2 separate regions of the Homo sapiens genome follow, and region 2 is linked to region 1. A link is an interaction called in ENCODE POLR2A ChIA-PET data of the cell type or tissue named here. Cell type or tissue: PC-9. All regions are shown on one strand. Links, peaks and the distances in the headings refer to the core of each region. The heading gives the core; the rest is flanking DNA. Region 1 has its middle 91 kb from the start of P3H2-AS1. Region 2 overlaps CLDN16 (claudin 16).

Evidence for each region. Peaks named below come from ENCODE experiments on the same cell type or tissue, not always from the same donor. Only the 100,000 strongest peaks of a DNase experiment are listed, where the experiment ranks them.
Region 2: POLR2A ChIA-PET joins it to region 1 with 5 read pairs; 2 of 35 experiments call an interaction of 5 or more read pairs at or near these places.

What each region holds. Positions count from the first base shown.
Region 1 is chr3:190,205,497-190,218,094 of GRCh38, forward strand. No RefSeq gene overlaps it. Among named protein-coding and RNA genes, the nearest start is that of P3H2-AS1, 91 kb to the left of the region's middle. In PC-9, for the core only: no CTCF peak of the experiment used is centred there; no DNase peak of the experiment used is centred there.
Region 2 is chr3:190,402,655-190,407,869 of GRCh38, forward strand. CLDN16 (claudin 16) reads left to right here. Exons shown (of 5, transcript NM_006580.4): 3 at 2,108-2,272. Among named protein-coding and RNA genes, the nearest start is that of CLDN16, 17 kb to the left of the region's middle. In PC-9, for the core only: no CTCF peak of the experiment used is centred there; a DNase peak (open chromatin) is centred at 2,237; H3K27ac peaks cover 647 bases.

The DNA of each region.
Region 1 (12,598 bases), core at 3,896-7,895:
ATATTAGGAGTGTATGATACTATAGGAAAATAGGCACCCTCAAATACTCTTGTACAGTAATGAATTGGTGAAGCATTTTTGGAAGGCAGTTCAACAGAAACTATAAAATTTTAAAATCCACTTATTTTTGACATAGCAATTCTACTTCTGGAATCAATCTTAAGGAAATATTCACATATGTGCACAAAGATGTATGCTCCTTGCTTGCATTATATTTAATAATAGTGAAAAAATGGAAAATACACTTAAGTAAAATAACTTTCTTTACTTGCTTTCCAAAACAATATTTTCCTGACTTTCTTCAATGGCCACTCATACTGAGTCTCTTTTCTTGGTTCCTGTTCATCTCCCCCACCTCCTGTTACAGTTCCCCAAGGCTCAGTTCTCATATCTTTGTCTATACTTATTCCTTGGTGACATCATTTGGTCTTTTGGTTCTATGATTCAGCGTTCTCTATTCACCACTTGACTCACTCTATGCTGATGACACCCCAGTTGATATTTCTTTCTCAGACTCTTCCTCTAACATACAAACTCATACATCTACCTACCTGCTTGATATCTTCTTTTCTATACCTAATATTTATCTCAAACTTTACTTGAAAAGCAAACTTTTGATCCTCTCTTCCAAATCTGTTCTTACCTTAATCTTCTAGATTTCAGTCAATAGAAACTTCATCATTCCAGTGGACCAGGCCAAAATTCTAGATGTCATATTTGAAATTTCTTTCTCTCATGTCCTCCATCCAATTTGTCGGCAATTTGTACAGCCCAATTATTGGCTGTGCTTTCAAGATATATGAAGAATCCAATCATCTCTCACCTCCATTCTTACTACTGTGGTCTGAACCACCATCATCACTTACCTGAATGACTGAAACAGCCTCCTAACTGGTTTCCTGATTTCCACCCTTATCCCTCTGTGGTTTGATTTTAGTAGAGCAGGCATGGTCACCTGCACTCTTTCAAATCTTCAGAGCCTCGAGGCATAGTCTGGACATAAGGCCCATGTTCTTCCTCTTTCCTCAGCCTGTATTTTGTCACTCATTACCTCACTTATATTAAGCTTTTACTCAAGTATCACCTTCATATTGAGACTTCCTTGACTACTCAGATTCATCACCATCTGATATCGTATATATTTTTTCTTTTTCTTTTCTTTCTTTCTTTCCTTTTTTTTTTTTTTTTTTTTTTTTGACAGAATCTCACTCTGTTGCCAGGCTGGAGTGCAGTGGCATGATCTCGGCTCACTGCAGCCTCCGCCTCCCTAGTTCAAGGGATTATCCTGCCTTGGCCTCCCGAGTAGCTGGGACTTCAGGCACACACCACCATGCCCAGCTAATTTTTATATTTTTAGTAGAGACGGGGTTTCACCATGTTGGCCAGGATGGTCTGGATCTGACCTCGTGATCCACCCACCTCAGCCTCCCAAAGTGCTGGGATTACAGACGTGAGCCACCGCACCCGGCCTGTGCATTTGTTTTCTGTCTCCTCAAACTGAATATTCTTTTGGCCAGGTTTTTTTTGTTTGCTTGATTGGCTGGTTTTTTTTTACTATTGTTTATTAATGTACCTCCCATTCTTAAAACAGTTGTTTGGAACACATTAGGTGCTCAGTAATTATCTGCTGAATGAGATAATAATACAAGTTTGTCACTAGGAGAGTATCATAACACAATGATCTTTAAAATTTTGTTCACATATTCCTTGTAAGACTTTTGTGAAAGTATGACATTTACTTTATTTTAATTTCAATGCTATATTGTAGAATGTATGACTTCCGATGTTTTTAATATTTACACATTCTTTAAATATATTTTCATCAAAACCTAGGTGCTGTACATTTACTTACTCAATTTATGGAAATGCCATATAATCTAAACAGCAAAGACAGTTCTAACTTTGCATCAGACAAATTTGACTTCATTTTCAATTCAAATAAATATGGGTTTCAGTGGCAACCATCTCACATCTAAATTCCAAATCTAAGCTATTTCTATTGCCTGAGTGAAATAAATGTCACCTCCGACTATGTTAAAACTGTATGTGCCTTGCTCTTTTTGGCCCTTTCCCCCAGGAGCTATGCATTCTCCACTGTCCCTTGATTTGCACTTTGAAATCTTTTACACCTCAAGCAATTGCCTCATAGGTCATATTAAGGATTGGTGAGAGGTGTGCTTTTCATCTGCAATGGTGACTGACTGATTGTAAAAGCGGACGGAGAAAAGGGGAGCAGTCAGACCACAAGAGCATTCTCAAACAAATCAATTGTAAGGAGAAGTAAATTTGAAAGTTGAAGATCTGGAAACTAATTCCTTGACAAATTTTCATTCCCATATAATCCTTGAAAGTCTAGGAGCAGCTCTGGATACTCAGGTACTCGCAACCCATTCTAAAAATAAACTGGAATTCTATGCAACAAGAATAAATAAAGGGTATATCTGTATGCAATTACAAGAACATTGGTAAGAAACAATTTTAATTGACAAAAGCAAGTGGCATAATAATGCTTCCCATTTATCTTTGAAATATGTTTTTAATCTACATGCACCCATATGTCAGTTCATAGAAGGGAAGTCAAGCAGACATAAAAAGCATTGATAGTGGGTATCTCCAAGAATGGGTTGGGGGACATGGAAGGAGAGATTCACAATTTTCCCAGTTACCTTTTTATATTTTAAGTTATTTTTTAAAATGACATATATTAGTTAAGAAAAATTAAGATTAAGTAAAAATCAACTAAGAAAAAAATTGAGCAGATTCTGATATTGTAGCGTTGATAACAACTTTTAAAATATTTTCTTAGAGCAGTATATAAACATTACCAACAGCTTTACAAAAGTGAAAATCAGTTGCAAGAAACTCTTACTTCCCTCTTTCCTTTTTACATTGGGTATTTTTCTTTTACTTTTGTTTGATAGTTATTTTATCATGTGCTCTATTACAGTTCTCTGTGCCTGTATTTGTCTCCCTCACTAGATAGCATGCTCCTTAAAGGAATGTATCTTTTCCAACTTTGCAATCCCCATACTTCACACAATGCCTGGGGTACAGTTGGATTACAATGAATTTTTGATGGAATTAATGAGTGGATAAATTAATGGAAGCGAATGGCTTGTCCCTGTTTTCTTCTTTGTCTCCTTGATTTAACAGATGAATTTTGTTTTATCTTGCTGCATAATGTTCTATTCTACAGTTATTGGATAGTACATTCTAGACATTTTAATACATTTACAGACATTATCTCACTTTTCTTCTCTATTTTGTGGTGAAGAGCCATGAGTAAAAAATAGACTCAGCTTACACATGGGGAAGTAGAAGTCCACACAGACAAAAAACCTATTTCTAAATTCACAGTCATAGATACCATAACCATGAGATCATAATTATTTACCTAGCAGCATGAAGATCCATAGATAACTTTAATAGTTAGCCAATGGCTCTTCTAATAGTGCTTCTAATATGCTATTTGAAGTTTAAAAAATGTTTAAGGCCAGGCGTGGTGGCTCACGCCTGTAATCCCAGCACTTTGGGAGGCCAAGGCAGGTGGATCACGAGGTCAGGAGTTCCAGACCAGCCTGGCCAGCATGGTGAAACCCCGTGTCTACTAAAAATACAAAAAATTAGCTGGGCGTGGTGGTGCATGCCTGTAGTCCCAGCTACTTGGGAGGCTGAGGCAGGAGAATTGCTTGAACCCAGCAGGCGGAGGTTGCAGTGAGCTAAGATCACGCCACGGCACTCCAGCCTGGGTGACAGAGTGAGACTCCATCTCAGAAAAAAAAAAAAAAAGGAAAAGGATGTTTAAAAACAAAGACTGAGATTGGGTGTTTCTTCTTTAATAGCTTAAATATTATTTATTAAATTATTCTTTAGAAGGTATTTAAACAAGCCTTTAGCTAGTTCTTAAAATATTTTAATAACATATCAGACAGAGAGAGAGAGTCATCTCAACAGATATATTTGTCAAAGAGAAAAGCAGAATTGTAATTTTTGTGATATGGGAATATGTTTATGTATATATATTTATCAAAGTGAAAGCAAAGTGGAAATTTACAAAAGCAGAAAATTTTTCTTTGAGTTCTGTAGTGATTTTGATGTTGAACATCATTAATAGCAGCAGTTAATACAATATCAATGAAGCAAGAAAACAAAGCCAAGCAGGAAAATGATAGATTTCCCCACCATTCCCCATGCTCCTTCAGAGATATGGAACTTTTGCTGAAGAGAAGCAATACAGTCATTTCTGAACTATAAATATTACAAAGCATTGTGTGGTGGCCAGGGTCAGGACAAACTCTTAGGTCTCTAGTTAGGGCTGTATTTGCCACACTTATTTCAGTCTTATGTACGCAGAAATATCATATTTTCAAAGACAGAATTTACTAGAAAGTAGACTATCATATTCCCAGTAACATATAGAGACCCTAGACCAACAAGCGTGGTTGGTCCATTTCAATAACAGTTTTAAATTTTTCCTTTTTTGAAGACTTCATTACTCAACTGAAATATAATAATTAACTCCAAGTTTTCCAGAAATATTTTTCTGCTACACAAAGACAAATGAGCCAGAAGCCAGAAAATATTAAAAATAAGCTTCAGATTAATTTAAAAGAACATGATTTTTCTAGTAATCAATTGGAGAGAAGAATGAATCTAGGTAAATGCACTCACATAATACACATTTTAATGCTAGACCTAGGAATTCTCATTTCAAAAAAAGAATGAGAAAGCAGAAAATAAAATAAAACAAAGAAAATCAAAATAGGAACAATAAGAAACACTTCATAGGAACTAGAAAAATGTTATTCAACATAAAGTAGGCAAACAGCTACTGAGGTGCTCATATATCTCTTTGGAGATCAGTGATGTAATATGGCTTATCAGTGCAATGGAAGATATGGTAATATAATCCCCTCAAATTTTGCTAAAAGGATATGGTAAATATAATCTTATTTCTGATAAAACCTTTTAGGAAGCTAAAAATATAAGAGTTGTTATTTTGTTTTAAGAATGCAGATAGAGAATATAATAAAATATCTCCCCATCAACACTAAACTCATTAAAATAATATAATTTGAATAAAATGAAAAAATTCTTAACCACACTCAAAAACATATAAGAAAGCTCTTCATAAAGAAGAATTGGAGAGGCATTTCTAAAATAGTAAAGCAAAGGAAACACCACAGCAAAGGCTGCTTCTTTACTATCATGAATCTGAAACTGGAGCTGCATTGTTTAGAAACAAATTCTGAGGCTTCCTTGCCCAGTAGACAAGTCTAAAGCTAAGCTACCTTCAAGGCTAATGTTGGTGCTATTATGACATCTCACTACAGGAAATTCCCATCATAAGGTGTGAAAATAAGACTTCCTCTGCAAAAAACTAAGAAACAGAAATAATTAGGTAATACCAAATCTTTCCAGAGGCACAATAAACTCAAACATTAAGAGAACTTACGGCCAAGAAAGTTGGGATAATAATACAAGGTAAAAATATGAAATATTGAAATATTTCATAATCTTGAAGAGTCAAAGGAAGTGACTTCTTCCAATAAGCAAGAACCATACATTATGAAAAAGATAAAAAGCAGTTATGACAAACTAAGAATTCCAAAAAATGTTTTAATGTACTTTTATTTCAAAAAGTTAAATAGGACTAAAAATGTGCTAGAAAACTGAGCTGAGAAATTTCCCTGAAAGAATCCAAAAAAATATGAAAAATATTAAGAAAAAACTAAAAGACAGTAAGTCTAGACTACTAAGATTCAGCTAAAAGAAGTCCCAGAAAAAAAAAAAATGGAGAGACTAAAGGGGAAAGATATTTAGAGAAATGCATGGTCAAGAATTTTCCAAAAGTAAAGAAATATGATTTTATGCCAACAGTGAATAATCTGAAAAAGAAATTTAAAAAGTAATCCTATTTACAGTAGCCAAACATAAAATTAAATACCTAGGAATTAACCAAATAAGTGAAAGATCTCTATAGTGAAAACTATAAAACTGTGATGGAAAAATGGAAGAGGACACCAAAAAATGGAAATATATTCCATGTTCATGGATTAGAAAAAATAAAATTGTTAAAATGTCCATATTATCTAAAGCAATCTACAGACTCAGTGCAATCTCTATAAAAATACCAATGGCATTCTTCACAGAATAGAAAAAAACTATTGTAAAATTTATATGGAACCACAAAAAAACCAGAATAGCCACAGCTATCCTAAGCAAAATGAACATAACTGGAGGAATTACATTACCTGACTTCAAATTATACTACAGAGGTATGGTAACTGAAACAGCATGGTACTGGCATAAAAACAGGCACATAAACCAATGGAACAGAGAACCCAGAAACAAATTTATACACCTACAGTGAACTTATTTTCAACAAAGCTACCAAAAACAAAACATACATGGGGAAAAGACAGTCAGAGAAAACTAGATATCCATATGCAGGATCATGAAACTAGATCCCTATCTTTTGCCATATACCAAAAAAAAAAATCAAAATGGATTAAAGACTTAAATCTAAGACCTCAAACTATAAAACTACCATAAGAAAACATTGAGGAAAGCATCCAGGACATTGGTCTGGGCAAAAATTTTTTGAGCAATACCCTGCAAGCATGGGCGACCAAAGTAAAAATGGAGAAATGGGATCACATCAAGTTAAAAGGCTTCTGCATAGCAAAATAAACAATCAACAAAGCGAAGAGACAACTCATAGAATGGGAGAAAATATTTGCAAACTACCCATCTGACAACGGATTAATAACCAGAATATATAAGGTGCTCAAATAATTCTAGAAGAAAAAAACTAATAATCTGATCAAAAAATGGGCTAAAGATTTCAATAGACATTTCTCAAAAGAAGATAAACAAATGGCAAATGGGCATATGAAAAGGTGCTCAACATCATTGATCATCAGATAAATGCAAATCAAAACTACAATGAGATATAATCTCACCCCAGTTAAAATGGCTTATATCCAAAAGGCAATAACAAATGCTGGCAAGGACGTGGAGAAAATGCAATGTAAATTAGTACAACCACTCTGAAGAACAGTTTAGAAGTTCCTCAAAAAACTAAAAATAGAACTACCATATGATTCAGCAATCCCATTGCTGGATATATACCCAAACGAAAGGTAATCAGTATATTGAAGAGATATCTGCATTCCCATGTTTGTTGCAGCACTATTCACAGTAGCCAAGACTTGGAAAAACCTAAGTGTCCATCAACAGATGAATGGATATAGAAAATGTAGTACCCATGCACGATGAAGTACTATTCAGCCATGAAAAAAGAATTAGATCCTGTAATTTGCAACAACATGGATGGAACTGGAGATAATTTTGTTAAGGGAAATAAGCCAGGCACAAAGAAAGACACATGTCTCATGTTTTCACTTACTTGTGGGATGTAAAACTAAAACAATTGAATTTATGGACATAGAGAGTAGAAGGATGGTTACCAGAGGTTGAGAAGGGTAGTGGGGGTTGGTGAGAGGTTCAGGGGGAGATGGGGAGGGTTAATGGGTGCAAAAAAATTAGAAAGTATGAAAATGGCCTACTATTTGATAGCACACCAGGGTGACTATAGTCAATAATAACTTAATTATATATTAAAAAATAACTGAGAGAGTATAATTGAATTGTTTGTAATGTAAAGGATAAATGCTTGAGGGGATGGATACCCCATTATCCATGATGTGATTATTATGCATTGTATGCCTGTGTCAGAACATCTCCTGTACCCCATAAATATACTCACCTAGTATGTATGCACAAAAATAAAAAATAAAAAAAATTTTGAAAGCTTCAAAATAAAGTTAACAAAATTATTTATTTATGAGACAGAGCCTTGCCCTGTCACCCAGTCTGGAGTGCAGTGGCGTGATCTCAGCTCACTGCAACTTCTGCCTCCCTGGTTCAAGCGATTCTCCTGCCTCAGCCTCTCAAGTAGCTGGGATTATAGGTGCCCGCCACTAGGTCCAGCTAATTTTTGTATTTTTAGCAGAGACAGGTTTTCACCATGATGGCCAGACTGGTCTCTAACTCCTGACCTTAGGTGATCCGCCCACCTTGGCCTCCCAAAGTGCTCGTATTACAGGCATGAGCCACCCCGCCTGGCCAAGTGAACAAAATTTTAAAAAGATGATGGCTAAAATTAAAGAACTTGTTAATTGCCAAGCAAGATCAATAAAAAGCACAAGAACAAATATTCATAACTAGAAATCACAAAATGAAACCTGAGGAAATAATGAAAATTAATTAACTTCTAAGGAGAAATTTTACACAGAAGAGGAAAATAAATCATAAAGGAATGAGAACTAGAATAACATCAGTAATACTGTATTCAAAAAGACAAAGTAGCAATATCTTCATACAATTGAAATAAAATAACTGAACATAGAATTCTATACCCAGCTGACCTATTTTAGCTGGGTCAGCAATTTTACATATACAATGGTTATAAAGTTGATGATCCTCAGATCCTGTCTGAAAGAGCAAGAAACTAACATAGTCTGCCAAGAAAAAGAAAGTTAATAGTAAATATTAAGATGCATTAAGGCTGAGCAGTCAAGGAAATAAGTAAACAAGATTAGTAAATCTAAATATGATTTGTATAAGAAATGGTTTTAAGTGACAAGGGTGTAACTACACCTTTAGATAATATCATCATGGGGTTTAGATACAGGTAGAGATAAATAAGAATCTGTCATAATAGTTTTAAGTGTGTTTGTCAAATATTTAGATAGTCCCTAGAAGAATGAAAACAGAATATGAATCTTTCAAAAATTAAAATAAAAAAGGAGCACTGTATCACTCTGACAGAAAGCTAAAAAGGAAAATATAAGAAAGGAAAGAAAATATGGCAATTCATAGGTGTTTTTCCCATATCCAATTTTAAATTTTAAGATAATCAAATATATCAATCCTTTATGTGTTTTGGTTTTGTGCCTGTCTGGGAAGATTTTTATTTTTTTCTACTGGGGAACTATGATAAATGTCTCTACAATTTCTTGTCAAAATTTAGTTTTTTTTACTATTACTATGCGGGTATTAGTTCCATCTGGAATTTGTTTTGGAATACTAAATTAAGTAGAAATCTGTTTTTTCACTATAAAATCATTTTTTGAATAGTCCACACTTCTCCCACTGGTTTAAAATGCCAACGCACAAGCCTCTTTTTCTGATTTTGTTGTTGTGTTTTATTGATCTACTTGTTTTTTTCTTGTAAAAGTATTATACTGTTTTAGTTACTATAATTTTAAAGTATATCTTAAATATTGTATTCACTCACTTTAAAAAAATGCTGCTGTTTTTATTTGAATGGAATAAAGGAGAGTCCACTAAACATGAAAGTAATAAATTAAATTAGCAATTAAAATGCCTCTAAATTTGGATAAACAATTAAATGCTAATAACAAAACATAAATAATATTAAAAAGAAAAGAATAGTCTAAAAATGGGTATTTGCAATGCATTAAATCTTTAGTAATGATAGTTACTATCATTGTTATGATAATGACAGATGATAGTTACTATCATTGTTATGATAATGACAGATGATAGGTTAATATAAACAGTCTTCAATAGCTCTTATATATCTCTATAAAAAAGCTCTTATATATCTCTAAGCTCTTATATTGTCTTATATATTTCTAAGCTCTTATATAGCTCTAAGAAATATACTAACTCTCCAACTGAATAATAAGCCAAAATGTGCAAAAAGTATAAAATATTAATTAAACATACGAAGTAATATTTAAATCTCCCTAATAATCAAAGAAGTTTAATAAAAGTAACGAAATACATTTACCTAAGAACTTGTAGACAATTTAAACTACTAAAGCAAATTATCCTATAGGTATGACCCGTATTGTAAACAATGAGGTTTATTTATTCTCAATTATAAGATTTAAGGTGAAAGAGAAACCACAGTATTTCAGTTATAAAACTTTAAATGAGAAAATATCTTGATAGAGTAAAGATAAAATGAAATATTGGTATAATACAGCTTCATGTTCTCAATAAAATTATAAATTTTAACTACACTTAGCTATATAGTAAAATTATCAAGATATCATTAAATTTTTAAAAGCAAGATTTAAATTGAAAGTTAGTTTATCCCAATTTTGTTTTTAAAATACAATAATGACGGTAAGTCTAACAAGTTGAAATAAATGAGGAAAAATTCATTACTTTATGCTCCTCTATATGTGAATCTCTGTCTCTCATACACACACACACACACACACACACACACACACACTATCCCATATCTCATTCTATTTTATATATTTATTTCCTCTAACTGCCATAGAGAAAGCTTCAATAAAAACCAGTCACTCTGAAGTCCTCACTTATCTATTAGTTCCCATCCCCTGCTAGTTGAGAATTGTCTCAGTACTGCACATGCATGTTAGATGAACTTCTGCCAGTATCAAAAAAGCCCTAATACACAAGGCAAAAAAAAAAAAAAAAAATGCTGCCAGTATCAAAGAGGCCCTAATACAGGAAAAAAAAAAAAAAAAAGCTTGTATCAGTTTGAAGTGAGACACTATCAAGGTACAAGAGAGTTGAATCCCATCCAGAATGATGCACTGGACTCATAACTAAAATCAGAGGTCAGGCCAAGAGAATGTGAAGCATATTGCAAGAGTGCCTGAAATAAAGCACTCCTTTCACAACTAGACATGTTGATATTCTACATTAAAACGAATGTGTCGTCAAGTCCTCCAGGTGGTAACCAAGCTTGATTGCTGGTGAAAGATTTAATACACAAGTGTTAGTGGAACCAGCTACAATCACTGCTTCAACAATTGGTCCCAAGTATGGAGTAAGTATTCATCATCTTCCCTCTCCACTGCCTATTCTAGATGACCCTCAAACTAAGCTGCTACTTCAGAAGGCCTAGTTGTAATGTTTGGTAAATAAATTCAGATCTCTTTATACCTGAGGGATTTAAGATCCTAGTTGTCTTGCCCTTGAAAAGCCACGGTTGCTGCATTTGCCCTTTCTTGATTATCCCAGGCTTAGAGTAACTAACAAAACAGTGTGATGAATCCCTTGGGAACGAAATATATATTCCTCACTTTTCACAGCAATCATAGCTCTTCATGAAAATCAGGGTATCTTCCATACCATTTTAACTTTCCTGCTAGCCTACTAGCATGAGAAGCCTAAAGTGACCAGATGTGTTATGGTTTGAATGCTTTTGTTCTCTCCAAAATTCATGTAGAAACCTAATCATCTCCAAAATTTTGACGTTGTCAATACAATAGTATTAAGAGGTGTACACACGTACCCTAGAACCGAAAGTATAATAAAAAAAATATATATATATATAAAAAGAGGTGAGGCCTTTAAGAGGTAATTAAGCCTTGAGAACTTCTTCCTCATTAATTAGATTAAGGGCCTTTTAAAAGAGGCTTCACACAGCATTTCACTATCTGACTTGTTTGCCCCTCTGCCTTCTGCCATGTGAAAACGCAAAAGACCAAGTGCTGGCACCTTGATCTTGGATTTTTCCAGCCTCCAGAACTGTGAGAAAATAAAGTTTTATTCTTTACAAATTATATAGTCTCAGATATTCTGTTCTAGGAACACAGATGGACTAAGACAAGGTGGTAATCATACTTTCAGATTTAATAGAATTCTTATTGGTGAAATATTTTTTTCCACATGGAACCAGGACCTTCTTTAATCTATCAAAGCCAGAAGTTACAGTTATTGGGAAACATAAATTCCGCAGTTGGGTCACTATGAGTCATGAGATGTGAGTTAGGCCAAGCTAATTCTACTTCCTGTTTTATTACCTGGAATTGTGCATTTTAAGTATTGAGGATATAGCACCATATATTAAACTTTGGCTCAGAGCATAGATATAACATCCTGGGGAAAAAATGCCCCAACCTGTCAGGACGTTATTTCAGAGCTAGTACCCTAGCTGAACATTTAATAGGCCATTCCTTCGTCCTGCTAAGCCAGCTGCTTCCCAGTGATGCAATGTGGGGTATAATCAATGGATACCTTGGCTTTGTGTCTACTGTTGCTATTCTGTTACCATAAAATTTGATCTGACATCATGTTTTTTTATTATAAGTATTTTGTGAGGTCTTTTTTTGTATTTTAGATTCAGTGGGAACATATGCAGGTTTGTTACATGGTTGTGAGTTCTTATTGTTTCTGGAAGGTGCTCTATTCATCAGCTTGAGTTACCATAATTAATACCACGGACTGGGCAACTTAAACATTAGAAATTTATTTTCTCATAGTTCTGAAGTTTAGAAATCCAAGATGGAAGTCCAACAGAATCAATTTCGGGTGATGATTCTCTTCCTGGCTTGCAGATTACCACCTTCTCATTGTGTACTCACATGAAGGAAATAGAGAGTTCGTTCTCTTCTTATAAAGGCCACCAAACCCACCATATTAGGGCCCCATCCTTATGACTTCACTTAACCTAAATTACTCCTAAAAGCTTAATCTCCAAATACAGTCACATTGGGAATTAGGGTTTCAACATATGAATTTGACGAGTGGGGCACAATTTATTCCATGGCAATCACTATGGTTGGGGAAAGCAAAACCA
Region 2 (5,215 bases), core at 641-4,640, 190 kb after region 1:
AAAAATATTATCTTATTAATCTCTGCTGTCCCTCAGAGGGCCAGGCATAGTGCTTCATACTCAGCAGGCTTACAGTAAATGGTTTTTTAATCGAAATAAACTCTTTAGGGTGCTGTAATTTCATTATTAAACTGGACGGGTTAGGGGGAAAGCATTTCAGAGATGTTTTAAGCTATGACTTAGTTCAAATAGAAAGTTTACAGTTATTTCAGTTGAAGGTTAGCTAAGAAAGAGAGAGTGGCAGAGGCAGAAAGAGGCAGACAGCCAGAGAGAGAGACATAGACTATGGGGATCAGTGGAAGAAAAAACCAACACATGTGACGCACTGTTACAGGCAATATTGAAGCTGGCTCCCTTATCTTCCTTACTTTTAGCTTTAAATTATAGTTAAAGCCAGGTGCAGTGGCTCACACTTGTAATCCTAGCACTTTGGGAGGCCAAGGCGGGTGGATCACTGGAGGTCAGGAGTTCGAAACCAGCCTGGCCAACATGGTGAAACCCCATCCCTAATAAAATTACCAAAAAAAGTTAGCTCATCATGGTGGTGGGAGCCTGTAGTTCCAGCTAGTCAGGAGACTGAGGCAGGAGAATCACTTGAACCCAGAAGGCAGAGGTTACAGTGAGCCGAGATCACACCACTGCACTCCAGCCTGGGAGACAGAGCAAGACTTCATCTCAAAAATAAAATAATAAATAAATAAATTATAGTTACATGTCAGCAGAGCCCATGTTGCTATGAATAAAGAAATGTCTTAAATTTAAAAATCTTACTGTTGATTCTCTCAATCCTTCTCCATAGTGTTTATTTGTTTATTTATAAGAACATCGAACCCTGCTAAGAAACATCTGTTCTGTTATGAAAGCAAAGTGGTTTTAGTCTCTTTCAAAGCAAATGATGGGTGATGGCACCATAAGGCAACTTCTTTTCTCAAGATAAATAAAAAATTAAGCCCTTGGAATGTGACTTTTCCCCTGAACCTCTATTTCAGTCCAGAGGAAAGCACTTAAAAACAGCAGCACTCTAAAATTCTTCATCTGCTATTTAAAAGTTGGGTGCGTGGAACATTTTTAAAAACATAGTTCATAAGGTCTTTGTTTTATTTTTGTTAAAAAGGATTTTCTTAATTCTTTTTCTTTTCCCCTCTCTGTGCTAACCTAGTTCTACCTACAAAGAAACACTATTTGCTGAATAGGAATGGACATTTTGTCTATTCTAAAAATTCATTAAAATGGATTTTAATTCATAAGCTGATAAGAAAATGAAAAATTAAAAAAAATTTAAAACTTTTAAATACTGTTATATACATTTATGCAAGAAGAAAATATAATCACTCATAAGCTCACTACGTAGAGAAAACCACTGTTTATATTTAATATGTTCCTTTTTCATCTTTGACCTATGTAACCTATTAACATATGGGGGTAGAGAAATAAGTCACGTCTGGAAGAGATAAAACCCATATGGCCTAATATGTAATATTGGCCAAGAAGAGTCATGATTTAAATAGCTGAAAGAGAAAATGATCTAATTTCCAGAAATTACCTTCTACTTAATAGCACAAACTAACTCTCCTTCTTCTAAAGATCTCCTTATGGCTTCTTCTATCCTGAACTGGCAAAAAGAAGTCTTGAAATATTTTATTCTGCTTCCCTGTGTCAAATTTTAGCCAATTATTATTTTTAAATAAAAAAAAATTAAAGTGATTATTTATTCAATATTTATTAAGAAATTTTTGTAGGACAGATATGCTACCTTCGATTCAGCAATCGGCTACAATATTTGTGAATGAGACATTTTCCAGAGTAGGAGGCAAAAAGGAAAACATTTATTTAGTTTCCACTATCTACCAGGATGCTCTCTGCTAGCATACCAACAACAAAACTAAGTAGTGAACTGTGGTTAAACAAGCAATAATGTCAATAATCTCATATTTTTTAGTTTTATGAAAACATTAGGGGTACTTATGTTCAAGTTCATACAAAGTCTGACTTTTACCGGAGGGGTGTGTTAATGTTACCTACTTGTCTGTTTTTTTTGCTATGTCTCTGTGAGTTAATATGGTTCCTTCTTCTGACTCTGCTTTAACCATATGCCCTGGTCTTCCAGTGAAGCTGGTGGTAACTCGAGCGTTGATGATTACTGCAGATATTCTAGCTGGGTTTGGATTTCTCACCCTGCTCCTTGGTCTTGACTGCGTGAAATTCCTCCCTGATGAGCCGTACATTAAAGTCCGCATCTGCTTTGTTGCTGGAGCCACGTTACTAATAGCAGGTACCGGTCTGGCTGGACTAGCAACAGGGGTAGGGAGACTCTGCTAAGGGCTTGAGGTGAAGGAGAGAGTTGTGCTGAAGCTGCTCATTTTCGGATTATATGTGGCTTCCCTTTCTAGATTGAAAAACTAAAGGTCACTTCTACCAGCCCTGCATACTTTAGCTTTGAAGTCAGCTAATTAGTCTTTTGTTAATATCTCAGAACAAAATATGAAGCTCTCAGGCCGGGTGTGGTGGCTTATGCCTATATTCCCAGCACTTTGGGAGGCCAAGGCAGGCAGATCACTTGAGGCCAGGAGTTTGAAACCAGCTGGCCATCATGGTGAAACCCTATCCCCACTAAAAATACAAATCCAGGCATGGTGGTGCACACCTGTAGTCCCAGCTACTCGGCGGGGCTGAGGCAGGAGAATCGCTCGAACCCAGGAGGCGGAGGTTGCAGTGAGCAGAGATCGCGCCACTGCACTCCAGCCTGGGCAACAGAGCAAGACTCCGTCTCACGGAAAAAAAAAAAAAAAAAAAGGAAATAAAGAAAAAAAAAAGCTCTAAAACTATGTTTTGGCCATTTAAAAAGTTACATAACTTCAATTTTTAAAATAATTTATCTTGTGATTATTACTGAAGTTAAAATCCTAAAGTAAGCCCCAAACTTCTACCTCCTTACCTATACCCACCACCACCAACTCCACCAATTCTTTTTAACAATAAACTAACAATTGTGCCAAGTCCTATGTTAAACTTGTCCCACGTACTAACCCATTTGTTCATAAATGTAACAATAAACAGATCATATTGTTATCCTCACTTAAGATGCAGATAAATAATTGAAGTTCTGAGGACTGGTCAAGCATATTTATTAGTCAAGCATGACTAATAAACAACATATCAAAAAGCACTTTAAGTAGTATTTATTAGTGAAACAGCAAAAATGATACTTTATTCAGGTCTGTCTTCAACTTCAAAGCTTAGTCCTCTTCTTTTGCAACATAATGTCTTCTTCTTGTCTGTTAGCAGGAAAAATCTTGTCTGCTAACAAAGCGAATATAAGTGGCAGCCTGACCAGGCAGTGTGGGGTAGTACATCGATATGGAGTTTGGAACTAGAAACACTTGTAGATATGTATGTGTGATATATTCACCCGTGTCTCTGTTTCCTGATCTGCAAAGAGGCATGAGGCTAAGGTAGTAACATGTAGCCTGAATTGCTATGGTGAAGATGCAATGTGGGCACAGCAAACTGTTAGCTGACTGCCTAACCCTTTGTATGCTCAGAACTTGGGCCTCCCTGACTTTTGACACAGAAATGTTAAGTCAACGTCCTAATAATCCTCAGATTGTATTATAAAGTTACAAAAATTTAGAATTCTTCCCTTCTGTAAGTCATTTATTTAATTATCCCACCTACTGACAGCATAGAACTTTTTAATATACAATGTAATTCATTTAACAGATTTAAACATTATTTAATCTAATTATTTACGGCTATATAATTTTGTTCGAGAATATTTTTGAGCTATCATCAGTAAATAACCCATCTTATGTAAAACAACAAAACAAATAGCATTTAAAAAATAAGTCACTGAAGAAAATCCTGATAGGAATGACTGAAGAAATAACTAAATTGAAAGACAAAGCATGTCCTAAGCTTTGGAAACTTTAGAATTAGTGTGCTATAAAATTTATTTTTAAAGTCTATAATCTGTTTTGAAGGTTTAGAAAGGGAATTTCTAACTGAAAACTGCAGATAATGGCATTATAGCAATGCTATTGCAATATATACTGCGTTTTCTAAAGGTTATGTGTTTATTATCTGGCTTTTTTTTTTTTTTTTTTTTGAGATGGAGTCTCGCTCTGTCGCCCAGGCTGGAGTGCAGTGGCGTGATCTCGGCTCACTGCAAGCTCCACCTCCTGGGTTCACGCCATTCTCCTGCCTCAGCCTCCCAAGTAGCTGGGACTACAGGCGCCCACCACCACGCCTGGCTACTTTTTGTATTTTTAGTAGAGAAGGGGTTTCACCATGTTGGCCAGGATGGTCTCAATCTCTTGACCTCGTGATCCGCCCGCCTCGGCCCCCCAAAGCGCTGGGATTACAGGTGTGAGCCAATGTGCCCGGCCTATCTGCTCCTTCTTAAAGTTCTTACATTAAACAATTAGGAGAAGAATACAGTTAAATAGTGATTTAAATAGATATCACAGACTATCTAGGGAAAAAAATGTAAAATTTTTTGGAGACTACATATTTTATTTTATTTTTTTAGATTTGGGAAAGACAAATATTTCTCTCATTAGACAGTAAAACAACTCTGGAAAGTAATCTGAAGAGATTGTTTGTGAACACATGCATCTAACTTAGCACAGAGTAGCAGAACTTTGAAATGAAGGAAAAGTAGGATCCAGTTATTTGGGTGTTGGTGGGCAAGATCTTAACACTAACGTTGATACAGCTTCAGGATATCAGTAAGCATACATTTACAAGTAAATAACTGAAAATCCAACTCAAGCAGACTTAGACAACATATAGATTACTGATTTCTTGTAATTGCCTTCTGCTAGGCATTGAGCATGTGGAGAGTACATATTTTAAAAACACTCTTTTAATTCAGTGTTTTGTCCTCCAACTCACCACATTTCTTATTGCATCTAGGCTTCAACATGCAATTTATACCTTTAAAATAACAGGACACTAGTGGCGTCATTTCAAACCAGTTAATTGTCAGAGAGGCTAAGCTGTGGAGATGTATTTAAAGGGAATAACATTTCTTGGTCCATTCTTATATGGTGTGAGGGTAGTAGATAAAGATTTATTTGAAAATAAAAACATTTTTTACTTCAATTATTTGTGTTTGACCTCAAGACACTGAAATCAGTGACTTTAAAAACAGTTTTCACATGGGTGCTGATTACGTAGCTGGCATAGCTTCAAAAGGGGGTACAGGGAGCATTAA